3 separate regions of the Mus musculus genome follow, and all the other regions are linked to region 1. Evidence: chromatin loops called from intact Hi-C (ENCODE). Cell type or tissue: heart. All regions are shown on one strand. Links, peaks and the distances in the headings refer to the core of each region. The heading gives the core; the rest is flanking DNA.

Region 1 (5,637 bases), core at 297-5,296:
TTCTTTCTGTTTCTTTGGATCTTCAAGGCATTTTAGTGGGGAGTTTAAGCAGGGTTAGTAGAAACTCAAAAGAAGAGTAACGATAAAATAAGCAACAGGGAGCTGGAGAGGTGGCTCAGCAGTTAAAAACACTAGCTGCTCTTCCAGAGGACCCAGGTTCAATTCCCTACACAGGGCAGTTCACAGCTGTCTGTAACTCTGAGATCTGACACCCTCATACAGACACGCATGCAGGCAAGACACCAATGCACATTAAAATATAAATGAATAAATAAATAAATAAATAAATAACAGGAGGGGTGGAGTCAATCAGAGGGATCCCTTCAGCTTTCTACACAAGACTAAGTCCCTAAAACAGGGGGTGAGTGCTGAGGGTAGAGCTCAGCAGCTGGGCACTCACCTTGCACAATCAAAGCAGAAAATTTTATCCCAGCACTGGGGCAAAAGATCAATAAATCTGGTTATAGAAAAAGATAATTATACATCTGAAAATGATAAATATAACTGCAAAGTTTTAAAAAAAAAGTCAAAGTCTTGCAATGCAATGCTCACTTCAGCAGCATATATTTTAAAAGTGGAACAATCCACAGATGTATGGATGGCCTCTGTGTGTAAGGACAATACCCAAAGCTGTGAAACAAATTAAGTCAACTTTACCTACTGCGGTGAAAAAACTGTCTGCCTTGTTAATAAATTGTTATAATTCACTTTCAAAAAAAGAAGAATTTGCAATGCAGATGATGGATGGTAGCTCATTTCTATACCTGCAACTATTAAAATTATAATCTAACTACCTTTACAAACCTAGGAGCAGGGTGGTACTGGTACATGCCTCAGCACTCAGGAGGCAGAGGCAGGCAGACCTCTGAGTTCAAGGACAGCCTGGGCCACCTAGAGAAACCTTGCCTGGAAAAACAAACAAGCAAACAAACAAATCAAAAACATTAGGCCTGGACTCTGTAGGTCAGATATAGAGCATTTGACTAGCATATACATGGTCAATACTCAGTACCAAAATAATAACAATAACAATATATTTATATTTAATAATTAAATAATATTAAGTCAAATTTTATTAGTTACATATAAGCATAAATATTATTTAATACTTTAACATTAAAGCAATTTATTAAATTAATATTTAATGTAATTATATATGGCAATAAGTGTTGTTTATATTAAATATTAGCTTCTAATATTTATAATAATTTGATATTTTAAATCATAGGAAAGGCATGGTAAACAAGAATCCTCATAGAAAGAATACTCTTTCAAGAGTGAATGAACTGTTTGGCCTTTGGACCTAACAAATCTACTTCTAAAATTGCATTGTGAATAAATGGCGATGTTGAAACAGTAAGTCTGTACAATAAAAATTTTTTTCACTTTATAGAGAAATTATCTTTAAAAATGTACACTGATATGCTTTCCTTCTTTATATTCCCCTGACATTACACCTGTAATCCCAGCACTTGAGGGATATGGAACCAGAAACTCTGGTCATCCTTAGCTAGACTAAATTGCCACTTCAAAACTACTCTGGGATAATGGAAACCTGCTCAAAAAAAAAAAAAAAAAAAAAAAAAAAAAAAGTAAAAAGTAAGCAAGCATCCACCCCCCCGCCATTACTAGGACACAAGCTGTTGGCCTATGTGGGCCACCACCCCCTAAAGCAGGTTCTTCTTCCACTCTCCTTTACAAAAATGGTAGTACACAGGTACTGAGACAATAACCACGGGTATCAAGATGAGCAACCAGACTACCAAAAATTTGCCAACATCCCTAGTCCATCACTGTCTAATCACACACTTGCTTTGTAAAATGCTTTCCTTCATCTAGTAGAAGTTTGGCCTAAAATGAAACAATATCTCCAGATCTCCTGATTTTTTTTCTTTTCTCTTCTTTTCTTTTTATTATTTTCAAAATGAGAAAAGTAAGTCTTCAGTTTTAGTGCATGCATCAGAATGTCAATACTTAGTTATACTCTCCCCTCGAGAAAGCAGTAAGATAGATACAGATAAACATCTTTCAAAAGAAAGTCAATGGACAGAGTTTCATTAAACAGTCCCAGCTGGCCTTCAACTCACTCAGCCTTCAACAGCACAGGCAGGCCTTGAACTGCAACCCTTCCCACCCATCTTCCCAGTAGCTAGATTACAGGCCTGTACCACCAGGCCTGATCTGACCCAGTAATGTTGTATGGATAAAGAATTGTACCCTGAAGAAATCAGGCACTTGGTCATTTGTTCAACAAATACCACCAATGTTGAGAACACATAGCAGTTCTGATGCTGAGCAGAAAGTATAATGGTGAGCAAGGAGGAAAAAGCAAGTATGATCCTCTCCTTAGGCATCATCCTTTATGATACCTGACATTGGCATAAGGAGGAAAATCAGTTATTAGATGATGTCGTCACATTTGGAAAAAAAGTTCAAGTCTTTTTCTCATTTTAAGATTCATTTTTATCACCTTGTAATCATGCACGTGTCTGTGCATGTGGGTGTAGGCCAGAGGCATCTGACTGTCTAGAGCCAAGGTGTGTCCTAGGAAGGGTCCTCTGTAGGAGCAGTACTAGCTCTTAACTGCTTCGCCATCTCTCCAGTTCCTAGGGTCTTTTTTCTAATCATTACCTGTCAGGGGGGGTTCAGTGGGATTTCACTTTTCTTAAATTGTTAAAGCAATAACACAAATACTCATTTCTGTATGCTTAAATTATACCCATGGGAATGGGGAAGAAAAAAATAATCCCTAAATCAAGTATTGTAAACTGCATTGAGTCTGGATGATTGCAATGTGGATAAGAATTGTTTTCATTAGTACCCCTGCAAACGGTTAAATAAAAGAACGAGGATGTTTATAAAGATCCTCTAATGTTAATCCTAAAGACAAGTTAAAGAATGACTTTTAGAAAAGCCAAAACACAAGTAGCTGCCCAACAGAATTTAAACCGCCTACTATAAGAGCAAAGGGCTTTATCCACAGGCAAGCAAAAAAAAAAAAAAAAAGCAAAAGAGAACCAGATTGAGGAAGCATAATTTAGAAAGACTACTTTTTTTTTAAGCACAAAGGGCGGGGTGGAGTGGGCAGGACTCCGATACCGCGGTTAACATTGCCATCTAGCGGCCACAGAAATTGAAACTCACCCTCACGGAACAAAATTATTTTCCTGCCGCTTTTCAGTCAACTGTTGTAGAAATGAAGACTCCGGAAGGTAAGCGGAATGGAGAAAACCGCCAAAATCACTCGTACTTGCCTAAGAGAGTACGGCGATCCGAATCCGCGATGAAAGCCCGAACGCCCATCCTCACCCTAGCGAAAATCAGCCGAAGTCCCGCCTTCTCACCGGAAGGAAGCTGTAATCTGCGGTCTAGGATTGGCTGATTTTCGCGTTGGCGCAGTGGTACGAGTGAGGTCGCTGCCAGCTTCCCTAAGCATTACCGGTAAGTAACTTCCAAAGCTCCTGTTCTAGGCCAAAGAACAGAGCTTGTGACTTGCAGCCACACAGCCCTGGTCTCCTTATGTTCTAGCCATTCGAGCCTTGAGCCAGATCGCCTCCCGTTCAGCCCTTACCTCTCTGATCATGAAACCTTTTTGGATGATTTTACCTGTACCCTAAAACACCGGCGGGGGGGGGGATCACATCCTTTACCAAAAGAAGGTATACTTTGAACACAAATGATCTACATTGCTTTCCTTTTTTTGTTTTTTGTTTTTTCGAGACAGGGTTTCTCTGTATAGTCCTGGCTGTCCTGGAACTCACTTTGTAGACCAGGCTGGCCTCGAACTCAGAAATCCGCCTGTCTCTAGCTCCCAAGTGCTGGGATTAAAGGCATGCGCCACCACTGCCCAGCTCTTTCTTTCTTTTTTGTTTGTATGTTTGCTTGTGTTTGAGCCACAGTGTCCTGTAGTCGAAGCTGGTCCGGAACTTGGCATTTCACCAAGGCCAGATTTGAACTAATCCTCATGGCTCCACCTCCAGAATGCTGAGATTATAGGCAGTGCAGCACCAAGTTTGGGAATGGGAATCAATTCTTACTGACAGTTACTTTAGCATCAGGAATGCTTTGGATGTGTAGTTTACTGGTGTTTTTCTTATGGGATTTTATTAAGAAGCCAACCTTGAGGTCAGGGCTCTAGAGAACTTTTCTTCCAGCTATTTCAGCCTTTGTTGTTTTCCTGGAATTAAGTCTCTGTGTTCTCTGGTCAGGCCCCTTTCTTAACTATATTGAAGAGAAGCCAAATAGAGCATCCAGGCAGCAAAGATCCCTGTGTCCAGCCTAGCAACTCCTTGGTGCATTGCACTTTTTTTTCCTCTCCAAAGTTTCTTTTATTTAAACAAAGAGTTTTGCGATGAAAATCCCTGAAAAGACGCTGTGTGTGGTTGTGTTTATGTCTGCAGAAAATGATAGGCCCACTGGAATTTCAGAATTATAGAGAGATTAGAATTGTGCAGGTTCAGAGGCTAAGTGCTTTATCTTGAGCTAGGTTTAGCCTTCCTGGCCCCACTCAGTATCTGAACACTAACACCTGGTGATAATAGAAAAAAATCTTTTGGAAGGTGGTAACTTTAGAACTAACATCTTGCAATAATAAATAAAAAGCTCATTGGCACTATTAACTTAAAGCTAACATTCTGTGATAATAAATAGAAACCTCTTAGAAGCTATTTGCTTAGGACTAATATCTTATGATAATAAATAAAAGTCCCTTAGAAGCTATTAATTTAGTAAAGCATTAGCTCTGCCAATCCCAGAGCTAAGACTGTCATCAGATAACATCTTAGGCCTATAGAATAGCTCTTCCATCTTGTTCATACCTCTCTGGTTTACCCATCAATGTATTTTAAACTTGACTTGATTCATGACTTCCTTTGTCCTATAAAACTATTTGTAAAAAATAAAACTATAAAACTCCTTCCATGATGGAACTTGGCATTGGGGTAAACTAATTCTGTATTCCTGGGCCAAGGTCCCACAAAATGGATCCCGAAGAAAGTATCTCTTATTCCCTGGAAGAAGGGAGTTGTGGTTTTCACAACAACTGCATGAAATCCACTCATCTCCATGATATCTAGCCTTTCCTCTACTTGTGCCCTAGACAGAACAGTAAAATGAGAGTCAAAGGAAGTCAGGAAGTAAGTGAACTTGGCTTTCCTTAAGAGTATCATGCACCTGAAAGTAATGTTTCTAAGGCAGGTCTACAACGTTGTAAAATACTAAAGAAACCTTCAAGAGATTATTGTTAACCGGGAGATAGTGGCGTATACCTTTAATCCCAGCACTACAAAGCCAGGCAGACCTTTGTGAGTTTGGGGCCAGTCTGGTCTACAGAGCAAGTTCCAGGACAGCCAAGGCTACACAAAGAAAAACCCTGTCTGGAGAAAGATTTAAAAATAAATAAATAAATAAATAAATAAATAAATAAATAACTTTTTAAAGGGAGATTATTTGTAAATAGAAATTTCATCCTTTTAAAACTAATATATTAGCCAAACATAGTGGTGTACACCTTTAATCCTAGCACCTGAGAAGCAGAGGCAAGTAGATCCCAATGAATTAGGGGCCAGCCTGATCTAAACCTTGTCTCAAAATAAAATAAATAAATAAATAAAATAAAAAGCTAATTTATTGCTGCCA
Region 2 (5,637 bases), core at 197-5,196, 700 kb before region 1:
TAAATATATCATAGCTATTGCCCTATGTCTGTGTTCCAGCAATTTGGCAACCACCAGCCTGGTACTGACTCCATTTTCTCTAGTAAGGATATAGTTGGTGTCTGCAAACTGTATAGCCCTTCCTGTTTTCTGGCATAATGTTCTCTTATACTTTTGTTCCTAGAGTTCTTGAATCCACAATATAATGCATCTATTTCCCACAAATATAATTTGTTCCTGGGGCAAGAGAGCATCAAACACGACTGGCAGCACTGAGTAAGAAAATGGGTGCCACAAATTTACAATCTATTTCCAATGTACAGTACAGTGCACAACTTGTAATCATCTGTGTCCTCACAGGATGGGGGAGTAGTGAGGAATGATAAGGACAATACCTCCCACTTGCTCTCTCTACTTTCATCTTTCTTTTCAGGTCACAATGAATGTCTCCATTGCATGTATCCAGTTTCCCATTGCTGGAAATTTAAGCCGTTTCCAGAGAGATTTTGCTAAATTACGCTCATAGAGAAGTTGCATGTATTATATAATTGCAGCATATGCTTAGATCATTCTATATGGTAATTTTCTAGAAGACAGCTGGAGTAAATGGTACACGTTTAGAATGCTATATAGTGTAATAAATTGCAGCACTGAAAGACTGACCTATTTAACAGACAGCTCTACTTCCAAAAAGGATGCATTTTCTCATATATTAATAAACTGAGAATGCAGAATTACTTAATAAACTGAGAATGCAGAATTATTTAATAAACTGAGAATGCAGAATTACTTGCAATGAGTGATTAAACCTCAGCCATATCACTCACAAGTCACTCCTTATTTGCCTTGTATTACAGAAGCAAGGGAAAATAAATCATAATGTTAGGCACTTCAAAGAGCCAAGCATTCTTCCATTTGTTAGAGTGTGAACAAAGAAACAGTGATGTGATTCACTATGCTTGTCTCACCTAGACCTAATGTTTCAAGGTTGATCCTAAGGGCAGTATTGACAGTGTCACCTGGGAACTTGCAAATTCCCGGGCATCACTTAATAACTCTCAAAGAAGAGACTCCATTTACAGGCCCCAGAAACCCACATTTAAAAAAAGGAACCTAATATCTCAGGTGATACACTGTAATGATTATGATTAGCAACTGAGATTTCTGACTGAGACGGTTGATGTTATAGTCTGTGTGGGGCTCTGTGTCCTTCCTCTCTCTCAATGCTTTGAATTCCTATGAAAAAGAATGGTTTTATTTGGAATTATGTTTGTGCATGTGGATATGAGAATGTGGGTACAGAAAGCCACAGAGGCCACGGAGGAGTGTTGAGTTCCTTCGAGCTGGAGTTGCAGGAAGTTGTGAGCTAAGGTGTCAAGTGCTCTTCTGCTCATTTCTACATTCACAGTGGAGTTTGCTTTTGCTTTGATAGGCATTTTTCCCTATGTGTGTCTGCTGGGCTTCAAACGTGTTATGAGATCATGAACTTGGGGCCATCCTCCTGCCTCTCCCTCCTGAGTTCTTACAGCAATATGATACCATGATTAGCAAGAAAATTTGGGGCTTTCGTCTGAACACCTAGAAAAAAAAAGTGGGATTAATAGTAAAGTACCTTGTCAGCATCTACTGAGATGGTCATGTGATTTTTTTCTTTAAATTTGTTTATATAGTGGGTTACTTTGATAAATTTTAATATATTGAACCATCCCTCCATCCTTATTTTAGATTTTCATGGTTGGAAATAAAACGTGGGGTTCAGTACCCTCTAGGCTAAGGGCTATAGCATCAACAAATGAGTCACATCACCAGCCTTTCATTTTTTTATCCCTGTTGCCTAATAAACTGCTTAGCATATAGAAAATTTTCAATAACTGTTAAATGCAACTAAGACTCGTATGAAAACAGAGTTTGGAACACAGGTCCAAATATTATATGATAGAAACAAGAGAGACAGGCTGGAGCTCAATGGCAACGTGCTTGCTCAGCATGCTGTACAACTGGATTTCATGCCAGCACCTCAAAATGGGAGTACCAGGTACAGGTTGGAGATTCAAATTTGAGTTAAATTGCTTAGATGCCCACATGCATAAGCCTGAGTAAACTGCGTATGTTGGCACACCCCTGAAATCCCATCATTCCCGAAGTTGAACCAATAGGGTCAGAAATCACAGGCTAACTAGAAAGGTCTAAGACAGCCTTGGATAAAGGGAAACATGTTTCAATCCAATACATGAATCAATGTGCACATAATGACAGGATGGTTGGGAGTGGTAATGTCCCCCTGATAACCCAGTACTCTGAAGCAGAGACAAGGAAAGTTCAGTTTCAAGGTAAGCCTCAGCTATATACAAAACTCTAATTCTAAATAAAGAAATAAGCAAACAACATATACACACACGCAGCGGAAAAGGGAAAATGAAAGAGGGGAATGGGCAAAGAAAAAATTCACCAAGGTGTTGGACTAAGGAGTTATAGGAAATTTATATTTTTCCATATTCACTTTTTCTATATTTTACACTTTTTAAAAGAATCATATTTTACTTACTTTGTAAAAGAAGCAATCTTTTTTTTTTTTTTTTGGTTAAAATACGTTAAATCTGGCTTTCACCTCTGAGGCTGTGTGGGTTATTGTGAAAGCGTGCCCTCCTCCATGGCAGCCAGCAGAGGGCAGCATTCAACTTCCAAAAAAATAGCCTGGCCGTAACTTAGATGAATTGCCTTTTAAGATAATAATAATAGAGTCTGGGGGCGGTGCATGTTGCTGGTTGTTGTTGTTGTTGTTGTTGTTGTTGTTACTGATGTTGTAAGTTGGCATAGTGGTTGCTCCCCATCAGTGAGGTCCTACATTCAGTCCCAGCTCTGAAGAAAAACAGATGTACTTGGATAGTTCTTTATGAATCTCGATATTTTTTATATGGGCCCACTTTCCTCTTCTAAAGTCTACATTGCCTTTACTGAACGTCAGCTACATCAAATGGCATACCACGTGAATATTATGAGTCGTCCTGTGAAGAAACAGTGTCAACTGCAATACAACTGCTACTTGGAAACTTCATCTTCTTACTGAGCTTAGCTGTCTGCTCCATGTGGAGTGGAACATCCACAAACATTTTAAAGCTACACCTGTGTGTCCCACCAAAGGTGCTGATGACTGAACACATCATACAAGGGTAAGCGCTGCCCATCTACCACCAAGCTTGAGATTTGGCAGCCATTTCTCGACATACACATTAAGCATTTGAAAATAGACACTACTGATATCAGATGATAGCAAGGACCAGAAGAGCTTCCAGAGGATTTTGAGGATCTTCTGTTCTCAAGTAATCGATTACAGAAAAAGCAAGAATGGGTGATTAGGGAAAAAAAAACAAAACAAAACAAAACAAAACAAAACAAAAAACAAACAAAAACAAAAAACAAAACAAAACAAAAAAACATGCTCCCAAGGCGGAGTTGGGCTGGAGGAAAAAGATAAGATGGAAAAACACTCTGCCATAAAGGACCTGGACTCTTCAGGCTTACAGCCACACATCATGGCTTATCTTAATGGGGCCCTGGGTGCAACTTGGATTCTTACACTTACTGGCAAGTACTTGGCCAATTGAGCCATTTCCCCAAATCTGTGTTGTCTTTTCTATACATCCTAAAGGTGCTAGAGACAAAAGAGAATTGTGAAATTTTTTCTCCCTAAATCTGGGCAAAACTATGAAGATACTGTTTCCTTTTCCAGTCTCAGTCTCAGTCTGTGGTAGGGATCAGGATTGGACCTGCCTGACTTCCTATTTCGAGTAATGCAGAGTAGCTTCAGTGACAAGTGACCCCATGCACATCAATAGGTTTCTCCATTGCTCACACTCTACAGCTCAGTTGGACACTGCTCACCTGAGCTGCACATATATTCTCCCTCTACAACCCACGATAAAGGAGTGGATGCTCTCTGGAACATCCCAACTCCACTACAGAGGCCCAGAACAGAGTAACAATCACTGGTGTGCACAATGTATCTAAGGCTTCAGCTGGTGAGTCACACCCTCAACACCTGCTTCTCAGGTCACCTCACAAACCAGGTTTTATTACTATGCCATAAAAGAAACAGGAGACACCAGATCTTGTGAAATGTTTAAAGAACTTTAAACTTTCTTAAGTAAAAATTGCATAAACACAACTATAAGATAATGAATAGAAAAATTAAATACAAACTATCACATGAAAAGTAGATTACTATATAACTGGCAGTTTCAAACCTAAATACTAAATTCCCATGTATGCACAGTGGGAATATAAATCTAATAAGAAAAATATCTGAATTGCATCTTAATATACACAATAACTTTTTGTGAAAAAACATTAAATTGAATAGAACTTTTCAAAAAATAAAAATTCAATACAGCAATAGATGGGGTTTGTATTCAATGAGACCTGAGATAGAAATGGACTTTTACCACTATAGCCACTACAAATCAACTTCCAAAACTAAGGTAGGTCTGCGATAGAATGAGTCATTAAATAACCATGGTGCTTTTCTTACTATTACTTGAGTACAATCAGTAGTTTGGCTACAGTTCTATATCCTGTACAGTTCCAGCAGAGTAAGATGGTGCAGAAAAACACCAGTTTGTGCAACACATTTTTTAAAAAATTATTTATTTTTTAATGGGTATTTATTTCTTTTACATTTCCAATGCTATCCCAAAAGTCCCCCACACGTTCCCCCACCCACTCCCCCACCCTCCCACTCCCACTTCTTGGCCCTGGCATTCCCCTGTACTGAGGCATATAAAGTTTGCACTACCAATGGGCCTCTCTTTCCACTTATGGCCAACTAGGCAATCTTCTGATTCATATGCAGCTAGAGACAGGAGCTCCTGGGGCGGGGGGGGGGGGGGGAGGGGGGTATTGGTTAGTTCATATTGTTGTTCCACCTATAGGATTGCAGATCACTTCAGCTACTTGGGTACTTTCTCTAGCTCCTCCATTGGGGGCCCTGTGATCCATCCAATAGCTGACTGTGAGCATCCAATTCTGTGTTTGCTAGGTCCCGACATAGTCTCACAAGAGACAACCATATCTGGGTCCTTTAAGCAAAATCTTGCTAGTGTATGCAATGGTGTCAGTGTTTGGAAGCTGATCATGGGATGGATCTCTGGATATGGCAGTCTCTAGATGGTCCATCCTTTCATCACAGATCCAAAGGATGTCTCTGTAACTCCATCCATGGGAGTTTTGTTCCCAATTCTAAGAAGGAACAAAGTGTCTTGACTTTCATGTGTTTAGCAAATTGTATCTTATATCTTGTGTATCCTAAGTTTCTGGGCTAATATCCACTTATAGGTGAGTACATATTATGTGAATTCTTTTGTGATTGGGTTACCTCACTCAGGATGATGCCCTCCAAGTCTATCCATTTGCCTAGGAATTTCATAAATTCATTCTTTTTAACAGCTGAGTAGTACTCTTGTCACTGAGCCTCTACAACAGTGCAGGATGCACAGTGATTAGAGGGCGCCTTTTTGGAATTATTGAGAGCCTCAGGCTGGTCTGGGGAAGACACACCTCAGCAAGTGGATCTCTGTGCTTTGAGGTGGCTGGGAGTTGCACAGGAGGTGGCAACATGATGGCAATCCTTGAAGGTAACCAGTACTCTCTATTTTGAGAGTA
Region 3 (5,637 bases), core at 197-5,196, 150 kb before region 1:
ATCTATAATTTCCTGTGTCTTCAATTCTAGTGTTTCCTCTAGGCCACATTTCCAAGTCTTAATTTTTTTTCTGTTGTTCATGTTGCTCTATACTTGTCTGTATCTTTGGTTCTAGGTCCTGCTTCTATAATCTTAACTTCTCTTTATATTTTAATTCTGATTTTGCAGAATCTGCCTTATTTTGATTTGCTAGCTTTAGTAAATTATCCTCTAGACTTTGCTTCCGAATTTTATCTCTATCTTCTTGCTGTTCAGTCTGATCTGTGAATTGTTGAATCATTTTTCCTAGTGTCTCTTCTAGTTCCTGTCTCCAACCATTTTTTTATTTTTTTTCTCTTGCTTATCTTGGCCTATAAAATCCTGAACCTTAAGTTCTAGTGTAACCTGTAATCTCTTTACTAAGGTGTACTACTCAGTGTTCTCTGGAGTCACAAAACTTAAAGATAGTCTCTATATAGTAAGGTAATTTGTTATGATGACTTACAGTCTGTAGTCCAACTCCCCAACAAAGGCCAGCTGTGAATGTAAGTCACATCTAGTAGCTGCTCAGTCCCATAAGGTAAGCAGGTGAAGAAGAGGGAATCTTCCTTCTTCCAATGTCCTTATGTAGGTCTCCAGCAGAAAGATTAGCCTAGATTAAAAGTATGTACCACCTAGATCTGGGACTTGCTTTGTCCCAGATGACCTTGAACTCAGAGATCGCCTTGCATTAGTCTCTTGGGATTCATAGACAGTATGCCTGAAGGTCTCCATGCCAAGAACCACATCAGAAACATGTATCTCCCAGCCTCAAGGTCTGGATCACAGGTGAACCTTCCAATTCTGGATTGTAGTTAATTCCAGATATAGTCAATTTGACAACCAGCAATAACAATTACATAATGGAAGGAATTTTTATCTAGGGCCCTATCTTTTGAGATGACATAGTAGATCAAAAGAATAAATATTGCAATACCGGTAAGTGACAAGATGTCTATTTCCTTTAAATCCCTCCCTGTTAAACCATTCAGAATATCATCCTTTAAAGCCCAAAAGGTATTTACAGTTTTTTCTCAACTTTAAGTATCAATGTATGATGCTTATTACCTGATCTGGAGTCCTGTGTATCTTTGTCTCCCTCTGCTGTTCCATTCAAATTCTGGCTGTCATTGTCCTGTATAGACACGAGGAATACCGGGCAGCAAACACAGAAAGGCTCTCTCAGGTTTAGATGCACAGATTAGTTCATTGTGTCTACCCAAGTCCAGCCCCATGCTGGGGTGCTGCCCCTTGCCAAAGTGTTCTGCCTGAAGCTTGGGAAGGGAGCTTCTATGCAGTTTTCTGTAGGCCCCTCAGATCCAGTCAGTTTTTGATCCATACACTGCCACAGCCTAGATTGCTGTCCCAGCCTTGTATTGGGAGTGAGGGGAGGGGCAGTGATCTTTTATCTCAGGTTAGTTGAGTTCTATTCCATACATTGGGGTGCCATTTTGTTGTAAATCTCCAACCCATGCAAGGAAAAAAATACTCAGTATATATTTATAAACTGCATGCCTATATTGGGCAGATAGGCCTCTACACCACTTTCTTCCACAGCTATGAAATTCCTGGTACTTGCAGTATCTACAGGCCATGCAGTTCTGCTCCATATTCCTACCAACAACTCTCCCCTCTTTCCTCCTTTGTTCCCTTTCTCCTGAAACTCTCCTCCTCTGACTTCCTATCTTGTCTAGAAAACATGCCTCCTCATTTTCACCCAACAGTTGGCTATTTGTCTTCTTTAATAGTCAATCAAATAATTAATGGAGATTCCTTTATAGTTATAGACAGTGTGAGCCATCATGTGGGTGATGGGAATTGAATCCATGATCTCTGGAATAGCAGCTGATGCTCTTCACTGCTGAGTTGCCTCTCTAGCCCTACTTCTTTGTTTTTAAATCATTTGTCTTACCTCTGAAGTTTTTTGCTTTATTTTCTAAGTTTGTTCATTTTGAGTTTCATTTCAGCTTGGGTTGGGTTTTTTTTTTTCTGATTACATTTCTTTGTTAAATTCTACTTTCACGTCTTGAAATGTTTTCAGTATTTTATTCTGTTTGGAAATACAACTGTTTGGTTGTATTTCCATGGTCTTTATCAAGTAAGGCATTTATTCATGCCCTTTTAAAGTTTATGAATATGTTCATAGTTTTTATTTTCAAGTCTTTTTCATTAGTTTCCATTAAATTCCTCTTTGTGGGACCTCTTACAATAGAGTATCAGGCTTCTGGGGGAAACATATTGTCTTGACTTTTAAGGTTTGTAGTTTTGCACTGGGATCTAGGTACTGGGTGTCATGATGTTTCAAATATCTCCTGGCATAGTTTTCTGGTCTTGTCTTGGGTTGGTCTCCTGTTCTTTGGTACTTTTTGCTCACTCTGGACCTTATCCACATGTGTCAGCTTGTGGAGAGCCTTGAAGAGAAACATTCTTCATGTTGGCATTTGTCACAAAGAAATGTAAATGGACAAGAAGGCAAGGCGAAAAGGGCTGACAGAAGAGTAAGAGGGCAACCTGAGTCATGTTGGATTGTTTGTTTTAGTTTCTTCCTGCAAGAGATTAGAATCAGGGCCCTGTGTTTAACAGGTATGAACTCCAAAATTGAAATTGAATTTGTGTCCAACTAATTCACCCCTACTTAAAAGACTTCATGGTACTAGAAGGTACTCTGTTGGCTACCAAAGGAGAAATGTAATCAGAAATATGACCTAGCTATTAAACCTCTTACAACGGCAACAAGTCTCTAAGTTATACTGGTATGACAGTGGCATAAATGTTAGGGGAGCAATGAATCTATTTTGAATAGATTTAAGATGTACCTCATGAGGGGAAACAAGTGCTTCAACAGTGTTGAGATGTACAAAAATCTGAGACTGCATAGATCGTTGGCATACTGGAAGGCTTACTAATATTGTTCTTGTAAAGGAACAATGAGTATAAAATAATGCCTAATGACATACATCTATACCCATAATGACAATGCAACTCAACAACATCAGGAAAGAATTTTCTTATATCAAATGAAAACTAACACAGATAACCACAATGAACAATGTGCAGAGAGTGAGAAACTTTGGGTTTCTCAGTCCACAACATGATGTTGTTTTCAAAATCATGTTTTAAAGCTTCATGGATGTATGTAGTCAGAGAAACAATTGTAAGGGCAATAGGTGAAGGTGACTCCAAGAAAACAGTGTCTTTTTGAGAAAACAGGACCAATACGCATGTGAATTCAGAGACAGTGGCAACATGCACAAGACCTATGTGGGTTGGAGCCAGATGGGATCCAAGCACTCAGAAAGAGAAGTAGACACAAGGAACCACCACTAACCATGTACCTGTTTGCAACTGGTACCTGCCAGCAAAGAGAAGACCAGGTTTCTATACTGGAATGCCACTGAATATGTCAAACATACTCCATGGCAGGGCCCATGCTCCAGAGTACTTGGCCAGGAGAAATGAATCTGGAAGGACTTGGGGGAGGGTAAATACATAATCAAAATATATTGTGTGAAAAATGCAAATCAGAACATGAAAAGGACAAAGAAAAAAGCCAAAAGAATCCTAAAACCTATTACCAAAATATAAATATTTTAAAAGGGATGAAAAAAACAAAACAAAACAACAAACCATCCGAACAAATGCTAGAATATAGTGAAATAATGGCCACTAGAGGGAAGTCCACTACTGTCAATTTCAAAGACTTTCAAACTGCATTCTACATACTCATCCTTATACCCACAGATGAGCTTAGGAGGTCTTGCCCTTCACCAAAGAAGTTCCTTTTCCCAGCAGATGGTCAAATTTCTGGCAATGACTGACTGTGGAGGAGGGGGCATTCCCAATGGACAGATCTACAACATAATCCCTTACCTAGGGTTTAGGGCATATTTCAGAAGATAGGACAGAAAGACTGTAAGAGCTAGGTGAACAGGACTTGAACTAAGAAAAACTGTCTTCCATATGTGACAGGGAAAATCTCAACACTATGGTCACCTAACAAGACCTACACAATGACATCAGTTGCCATGCTACCGTGGACAGTGGAAATTGCACCAGGCCCTACACCTAGAACAATCACATACACACACATGGCAACACATATGTATATGTACACTACACATACAAACAAAAGAAAAAATCATTCAACAATATTTCTTCCTTGTTAGGGTGCATTTTAAATAGCCTTGCTTCCTGAGATAGTCCCCTCAGCAGAGTTCACTAAAGGGGGAGGAGCAATTTGAAATAGCCATACACATGTATAGAAGCAGTTTAAGGGTGTGCTTTACCCCGGTGAAATTGAAATTGTGTGTGTGTGTGTTTGTAATTTAATATATGAAATGACATACATAATATCTTTTGATAATAAATTGCTCCCAGAACTTTTGGGTTTGTTTCTTTCCCTTGATAGAGATTAGACTGAGGGCATCTCTGCATGCCAGGTAAACTCTCCACAACTGATCTATATCTCTAGCTCAACGTTTTCCTTTTTCAAACGCCTAATCTTCTACCTAAAATTCTAGACTATGCCACATACAGCCTTTGTTTGCTTACTCTCAGACAGTTATTGAAGAAAAGGGGCTTTTTTCTTAGTCAGGGTTTCTACTCCTTCACAAACATCATGACCAAGAAACAAGTTAGGGACAAAAGGGTTTATTCAGCTTACACTTTCCACATTGCTGTTGATCATCAAAGGAAGTCAGAACTAGAACTCAAGCAGGTCAGAAAGCAGGAGCTGATGCAAAGGCCATGGAAGGATACACTTACTGTTTTGTTTCTCCTGGACTTCTCAGCTTGCTTTCTTATAGAACCCAAGACTACCAGCCCAGAGATGGCACCACCAATGGTGGGCCCACTCAACTTGATCACTAATTGAGAAAATGCCTTACAGCTGGATCTCATGGAGGCATTTCCTCAACTGAAGCTTTTTTCTCTGTGATAACTCCAGCCTGTGTCAAGTTGACACACAAAAACAGCCAGTACAATTGACCTCTTGTCAACTTGATACACAAACTCATCACTATTAAACCTCGACCCTTACTATCCTATTCATCCCAAAGATCTCAATAACTAAAAGTTCCAGAGTTTTTGCAAATTCTTACATATTAAAATTTCAGCCCCTTTAAAATATCCAATATCTTTTATATTCAAAAGTCTTTTTTACAATTAAAAGTCTCTCAACTGTGGGCTCCACTAAAATACCTTCTTATTTCAAGAGGGAAAATATCACAGCATAGTCATAATCAAAAAAAAAATCAAACTCCAACAGTCTAATGTCTCCTATCCACTCATAATCTTCTAGGATTCCCCAAGGGCTTGGGTCACTTCTCCAGCTCTGCCCTTTGTAGCACACACTTTTTCTTCTAGGCTGCAGAAGCCTGTACTCCACTGGTGCTGCTGGTTTTGGTGGTCATCTCATGGCACTGGCATCTCCAAAACACTGCTGTATTCAGGTGCAACTAGACTTCACCAATATATTCTCATAGGCTCTCTTCATGGCGCCAAGCCTCAACTCCTTTGAATGACCACTACAAGTCCTGGGCCATCAATTGCAACTGAGGCTGCACCTTCACCAGTGGCCATCCATGTCCTCTCAGAAGGCCAAGTCTCACCTGCTCTTGA

Evidence for each region. A loop is a pair of places that touch in the nucleus more often than their neighbours do. Peaks named below come from ENCODE experiments on the same cell type or tissue, not always from the same donor. Only the 100,000 strongest peaks of a DNase experiment are listed, where the experiment ranks them.
Region 2: it touches region 1 in a loop (19-fold over the local background); 3 of 42 quality-filtered maps call a loop at or near these places.
Region 3: a loop joins it to region 1, with 5 times the contacts of the local background. A loop is called at or near these places in 2 of 42 quality-filtered maps.

The regions. Positions count from the first base shown.
Region 1 is chrX:150,455,818-150,461,454 of GRCm38, forward strand. It overlaps Tmem29 (transmembrane protein 29), which reads right to left and starts at 3,333. Exons shown (of 3, transcript NM_001359039.1): 1 at 3,255-3,333. It also overlaps a transcript of Apex2 not described here. In heart, for the core only: a CTCF peak has its summit at 3,148 (motif pointing left); a DNase peak (open chromatin) is centred at 3,364; H3K4me3 peaks cover 1,626 bases; H3K27ac peaks cover 872 bases.
Region 2 is chrX:149,760,405-149,766,041 of GRCm38, forward strand. No RefSeq gene overlaps it. Among named protein-coding and RNA genes, the nearest start is that of Gm15097, 21 kb to the right of the region's middle. In heart, for the core only: a CTCF peak has its summit at 2,639 (motif pointing right); no DNase peak of the experiment used is centred there.
Region 3 is chrX:150,304,989-150,310,625 of GRCm38, forward strand. No RefSeq gene overlaps it. Among named protein-coding and RNA genes, the nearest start is that of Gm15104, 28 kb to the right of the region's middle. In heart, for the core only: no CTCF peak of the experiment used is centred there; no DNase peak of the experiment used is centred there.